Regions from separate parts of the Mus musculus genome. Here region 2 is linked to region 1. The links are chromatin loops, found by intact Hi-C in ENCODE. Cell type or tissue: heart. All regions are shown on one strand. Each heading gives the region's core, and the rest is flanking DNA. Links, peaks and the distances in the headings are about the cores only.

Region 1 (2,913 bases), core at 275-2,774:
TTTCACCTGCATAAACAGAAATGCAGACTTTCTGGCAAACATTTGTCAAAACCACAGAAAATATTTAGTTACAAATAAGACTTGGGGTTCATTTTTCTTTTTTATTCTTTGTACCCCTGCTAATGTGATTATAATGCTGTTTGTGAAATAATAAAATGCAACAGGAAATGGAAAGAAATTCCATTTACAAAGTACTGCAAGTTCAAAACCATCACAAATTTAGTGATAGAAGCTCCGTTGGGATAAACATTCATTAAGCAAGGCCTTGAAAAGGCATGAGCAGCGTCAGCAAATGCTCTGAGTGGAAGGGAAGCACACTCAGGCCCCGCTCTCCTCTTGGTGAAGAGGTGTCACTTACAGCCTAGCCTTTTGTGCTTCTAAGGAGGTGGAGGGTAGTAACCGAAGAGAAAAAAGGATAATGAGAAAGATGATTAAAGTCAAGAAGAGGCTAAAACAAAATAAGTTTTTTAAAAGAAAGGAGAGAGAGAGAGAATGCACGCAAGCAGTAAGAGTCGGTTTGTAGCAGGAGGATCAAAACTATCCTCAGCTAAATAATGAATTCAAGGACAGCCTGGGCTACAAGAGAGTCTGTTTACTCCTACATCCAGGTAATAAGATAGTTAGCCCCTCCCATGGGTACTTTGTTCCCCCTTCTAAGAAGGACAGAAGTAGCCATATTTTGGTATTCCTTCTTGAGCGTCATTTGGTCTGGTCAAAGTGTGGAGCAGAGACTGAAGGAAAGACATCCAGAGACTGCCCCACCTGGGGATCCATCCCATATACAGTCACCAAACCCAGACACTATTGGGGATGCCGACAAGTGATTGCTGACAGGAGTCTGATACAGCAGTCTCCTGAGAGGCCCTGCCAGTGCCTGACAAATACAGAGGTGGATGCTCACAGCCAACCATTGGACTGAGCAGGGAATCTCCAATGGAGGAGTTAGAGAAAGGACTGAAGGATCTGAAAGGGTTTGCAACCCCATAGGAAGAATAACACTATCAACTAACCAGACCCTACCCACCCCAGAGCTCCCAGGGACTAAACCAAAGAGTACACATGTAGGGACTCATGGCTCTAGCTGCATATGTGGCAGAGGATGGCCTTGTGGGCATCAATGGGAGGAGAGGCCCTTGGTCCTGAGAAGGCTCGATGCCCCAGTGTAGGGGAATGCCAGGACAGGGAAGCAGGAGTGGGCAGGTTAGTAAGCAGGGGAGCGGGGATGAGATAGGGGGTTGGGAGGGGAAACCAGGAAAGGGGATAACATCTGAAATGTAAATACATATCTAATAAAAAATATAAAATAAAAGATAGTTAGATAAGCAATTATCCAAGGTAGTGATAACATACATAGAAGTTCTAACTCCCTAAGGGAGCCCAAAACGAGGCACTGGGCTGCTGGTTGAGACTTAGCTCATCAAGGGAATACTATGAGGAAGCACATGTGCATGGCATGTGTGTATACAGGATGAAGGGCCATTGTGGATTTGACAGGATGCTGTAGCCCATGACACTGCGCAAATCAGGAGACAGCCTTTGCTTACCCACCACCTCCCAGCTCCAGGTGACCCTTTGTTTGCAACTCAGATTCTCAATTCAGTTCTCAAAGCAGCTTCCCAAGTTCTGGAACCTTCTTGGAATGGTAAACTCTCAAGCCCTGGAAGGCTGACTTTAAGCCCCAACACCAACAAGCCATCACTCCCAGCAACTGTGTCCTTCCTGTTGACTTGGAACACAATCATACACACTCTAACCAAGGAGCAGAAGGACCTTTTGCCTGTGCTGGCCAAAGAGACACATTCTCACTCCACTATTCAAGTAAACTAAATAATGAGTCACGTGTGTGCCAGGGTTGCTTTACAGAAGCGCCTGTGCCAATTCTAAGGCTCATTCAGTCCAGGAAGCAGCCTGCTTCCTCCTTCCAAGCAGATTTCACTAAAAATAACAAGAAGAAACTTGAAGCTGAATGTGATTTTTCTAGGTCTTTGGCTTGGATTTTTATTCTGTCAAAAGTTTTCTCTGTCATTAAAGGAGCAACCTACATTTTACCTCTACTAAGATCTCTTTAAAACATTTCAAGTTTGAGTTTTCACTGCAGCAAGGCACTTCTTCCAAATACGTGTGTGACAGACACATCCTGTTTTGTTCTTGGTTCTATGGGAAATGACACTAGTAAAAACTATACTTTATGCTTTATGGGCACACATTTCCAAGAATTATCACCAGAAGAAAATGTGGAACCAACTCAAAGGGGCTCACCATCTCTCTACAAACGTGCCGACAGAAAACACCTTGACTTTACCATGTAATTTAAATATTTATTTAACATTCTTGACATTCGTTCTAGGTAATGGAAACCATAGTCGAATGAATATTGTGGGTGCATTATTCACACAACTGCCGTCGTTAGACAGTATTGGCTGAAGTAGAGAAAAAAAGCCTTGATTTCACTGGGTATGGTACAGCATATCTATGATCTCGGGGCTCAGGGGTGGAGACAGGAGAATAGCCACAAGTTTGAGGTCAGCCCAGCCTCCACTGTGAAACCATGTCTCAAAAACAAAACAAGTAACAACAAAAACTGTAAACTTTAAACACAGTGATCATTATGATAGATGGATTAGTAGAAACATAAAAATTATGCAAGAGTGGAGGAACAGGAGCACGCCTCTAACCCAGCACTCGGGAGGCAGAGGCAGGTGGATCTCGGAGTTCAAGGCCAGCCAGAAAGAGAGATCCTGTCTCAAACAAACAAACAAAGGAGCATGCTCGAGCACGTGCGTGTGTGCGTGCGTGCGTGCGTGCGTGCGTGCGTGCGTGCGTGCGTGCGTGCGTGTGTGGTGCGTGCGTGCGTGCGTGCGTGTGTGTGTGTGTGTGTGTGTGTGTGTGTGTGTGTATACAAGGTAAATACAT
Region 2 (2,913 bases), core at 141-2,640, 160 kb after region 1:
TACTCAGTGCTGACTTAGCTCGACAAGATGACCTTTGTCCTCTTCAGTGATGTGACCTTGCTAATCTGTTTGGGGAGTGTGGGTGCCACTCTGTGGTGGTGGGAATAAGCTAAGTGCTAAGCTAATCTCAGTAAGACTGCTTGTCCTCTGCTCAAGAGTAAGGTTCTGCTGCCTCCAACCAGGATCAAAAGGAGTTAGTTACTCTTTAACAAGGCCTGGCTGCAGTCTCTCCTAGGGCTTCCTGACACTACTGAAGAAGCCAGTCTTTACTGAGCAGGCTCAGAGTATTGGGAGTTTGACTTATCATGACCTTTGCTGCAATGCACAATACCGTGGAAGAAACAATTCATATTGTAAAACTCATCTATCAGCAAAATAATGAGCTACTGCCTAGTCGTCCTTGTCTTGGGGAAGGAAACAACTCTGAGCCCCGTGACATGGAAACACTGCCTGACCAACCACACGGACATCCACCCCTCCCAGCCAAAAGAAAAAAAAAAGATGTAAGAACTTCAAAGGGTGAGGTGGAGAGATGGCTCAGTGATTGGTATGTTGTAGAAGACCTGAGTTCAGTCCCTAACACTTACCAGGCGACCCACGATTCCAGCTTCAGGGGATCCAATTTCTCCTATGGCAAACATACTCATGTGCACAAACTCACACTCAGGCACACATATACACATAACTTTTTTTTTCCTCCAGAGTAGTACCCCTGTGTAATATTTCTGGACTTGCCTTGTAGACCCCCAACCTTCTGAGTCTTGAGGCTTGTAGAAATCATGTGGAGCACAAACTGTATGCAACTGTGCCTTCCCTCTTTGTAAATTTACTGATTAGGGGGACAGAGATATGGCTCAGCAAGAATACTGACTGCTCTTTGGGAGAACCTGGGTTCAATTTCCAGCACCCACATGGTGGCTCACAATCATGTCTGTAACTCCAGTTAAAGAAAAGAGAATGCCGAGGCAGGCGAATTTCTGAGTTTGAGGCCAGCCTGGTCTACAGAGTGAATTCCAGGACAGCCAGAGCTACACAGAAAAACCCTGTCTCGAAAAACAAAACAAAACAAAACAAAAAAGAGAGAGAATGCCATCTTCTGGCCTCCGTGAGCATAAGGCACACATACAGTATACAGACATACATGCAGGCAAAACACCCATAAAAAAAATTAAAAAATTGTGTGCATGTGCTTGTCTGTGTGCATCTGTGTGATTGAGGTCTGGTTATCTGGTTTCACAGTAAGCACTTTTACCCTCTGGGCTGTTGATTTCCTGGGTTTGTAACAGGTTTTGCTGGGGACGTCGACCCTGCCTGGATCTTACCACATAGGCATTAGGCTGCTTTATTGCTGACTTACACTCTTGTTTCTTCAAGTACCTTTGGAGGACTTATTTTTGGGAGAACTCCTTTCTGCTGCTTCAGTTGAGACACACAGCAGCTGAAGTACGTCTTGAAGGAGCATGCTACCTTGCTAGGAGACACTCAATGGATTGGGAACAAAGGACAGCAACCTATGCCCCAAAGGAAGTCAGGACTTCTCAGAACTGTCCGGGGCAGTACTGTTAAGTGCAGCTGGCAGGGGCTGGGATGGAGTGCAGGGCCCTGGAATCTGACTGTAGGTGGAGATGAAGGCTCAGAGAGGCCTGTAGTTTAGGTCTCCATGCATAAGCTCGTGTGTGCCTATGGCAGTGGTTCTGCCACAGAGACCCGTCTGCCGCTGCCTCCCACATGCTGAAAGTAACAGTGTGAGCCACCACTGCCCAGATAAAATAAAGCTTTTAAAAAAACCTTGACTCTTGCTACTAGCAAACAGAAGCTGTCAAACAAGTCATCTTGATAACCTCGGCTACAAGGACTTATCATTCGAGGATACTGAGGCATAGTATAAAATCCATACTGGACATGGAGGCAAAACACCTGGTTGTCCAATTTTGACCTGCCTTGCCTTCTAAAACTGCAACTGCGAAGCCTGGGTAAGCTGGAGACAATAAATCTTAAATTTTCATAAGACTGTTGAATACATATATAGAGAACAGTGCTTGGTCTGTGCCTATATAGATATACTCTTGGCCTGAGTGTACCGGGAAATATATATCTATATGTATTTTTAAAAAAGATTTATTTATTATATGTAAGTACTGTAGCTGTCTTCAGACACTCCAGAAGAGGGTGCCAGATCTCATTACGGATGGTTGTGAGCTGTGGTTGCTGGGATTTGAACTCAGGACCTTTGGAAGAGCAGTCAGTACTCTTAATTAACCACTGAGCCATCTCTCCAGCACCCCATCCCCCAATTACATTGTGGATCCCTGTGCAACATTCCCCAACATCAGACCAATTTAATGAAACAAACAAAAAGTATTGTTTTAAAAACTGCTGTATTCAAAGTCAATAATAAACTTTAAGGTAAATAAGCTTTAAAACAAAAGATTAGGAGCAAAAATAAATAATTTACACAACTCACTAACCCAGTTTTTTGGAGTAAATTCATTCTCAGCCATAGAACTATAAGCCTAGGCCAGACCCGTGGGAAACTCTCATAGTTGATTATCATAAAAAACAGTAGCAAAAAATCAAAAGGCTGATTTTAACAACCCAAATAATGGATATATCTTGTTTTTTGAGAGTAGCTCAGATTAGCCTGGAATTCACTACACAGCCCAGGTTAGTCTCACATTTATGTTCTCCTCCTGCATCAGGACTTTAATGCTGGGATTACAGGCACAAGCTGCCATTCCCAGCTTCAAACACTGGATTTAATGTTTTAATTTAAAATAACCAAACTTTGTAATTTTATACATAATCCAATGTAATGCTAAAATAATCAGCATTTTAGCTTGAAGAAGTGTTATATAACAGGGATGGGGCTCTATAAATGAGGTCTTCAAACCTTGAAATCCAAGTAAACATGGG

The links. Peaks named below come from ENCODE experiments on the same cell type or tissue, not always from the same donor. Only the 100,000 strongest peaks of a DNase experiment are listed, where the experiment ranks them.
Region 2: a loop joins it to region 1, with 2.5 times the contacts of the local background. A loop is called at or near these places in 1 of 42 quality-filtered maps.

What each region holds. Positions count from the first base shown.
Region 1 is chr7:110,259,067-110,261,979 of GRCm38, reverse strand. The region is part of intron 3 of Swap70 (SWA-70 protein); the gene reads right to left. Among named protein-coding and RNA genes, the nearest start is that of Gm32861, 28 kb to the left of the region's middle. In heart, for the core only: no CTCF peak of the experiment used is centred there; a DNase peak (open chromatin) is centred at 1,749; H3K27ac peaks cover 2,328 bases.
Region 2 is chr7:110,094,843-110,097,755 of GRCm38, reverse strand. It overlaps Zfp143 (zinc finger protein 143), which reads right to left. Exons shown (of 16, transcript NM_001374618.1): 16 at 2,362-2,913. Among named protein-coding and RNA genes, the nearest start is that of Wee1, 26 kb to the left of the region's middle. In heart, for the core only: a CTCF peak has its summit at 1,107 (motif pointing left); no DNase peak of the experiment used is centred there; H3K27ac peaks cover 817 bases.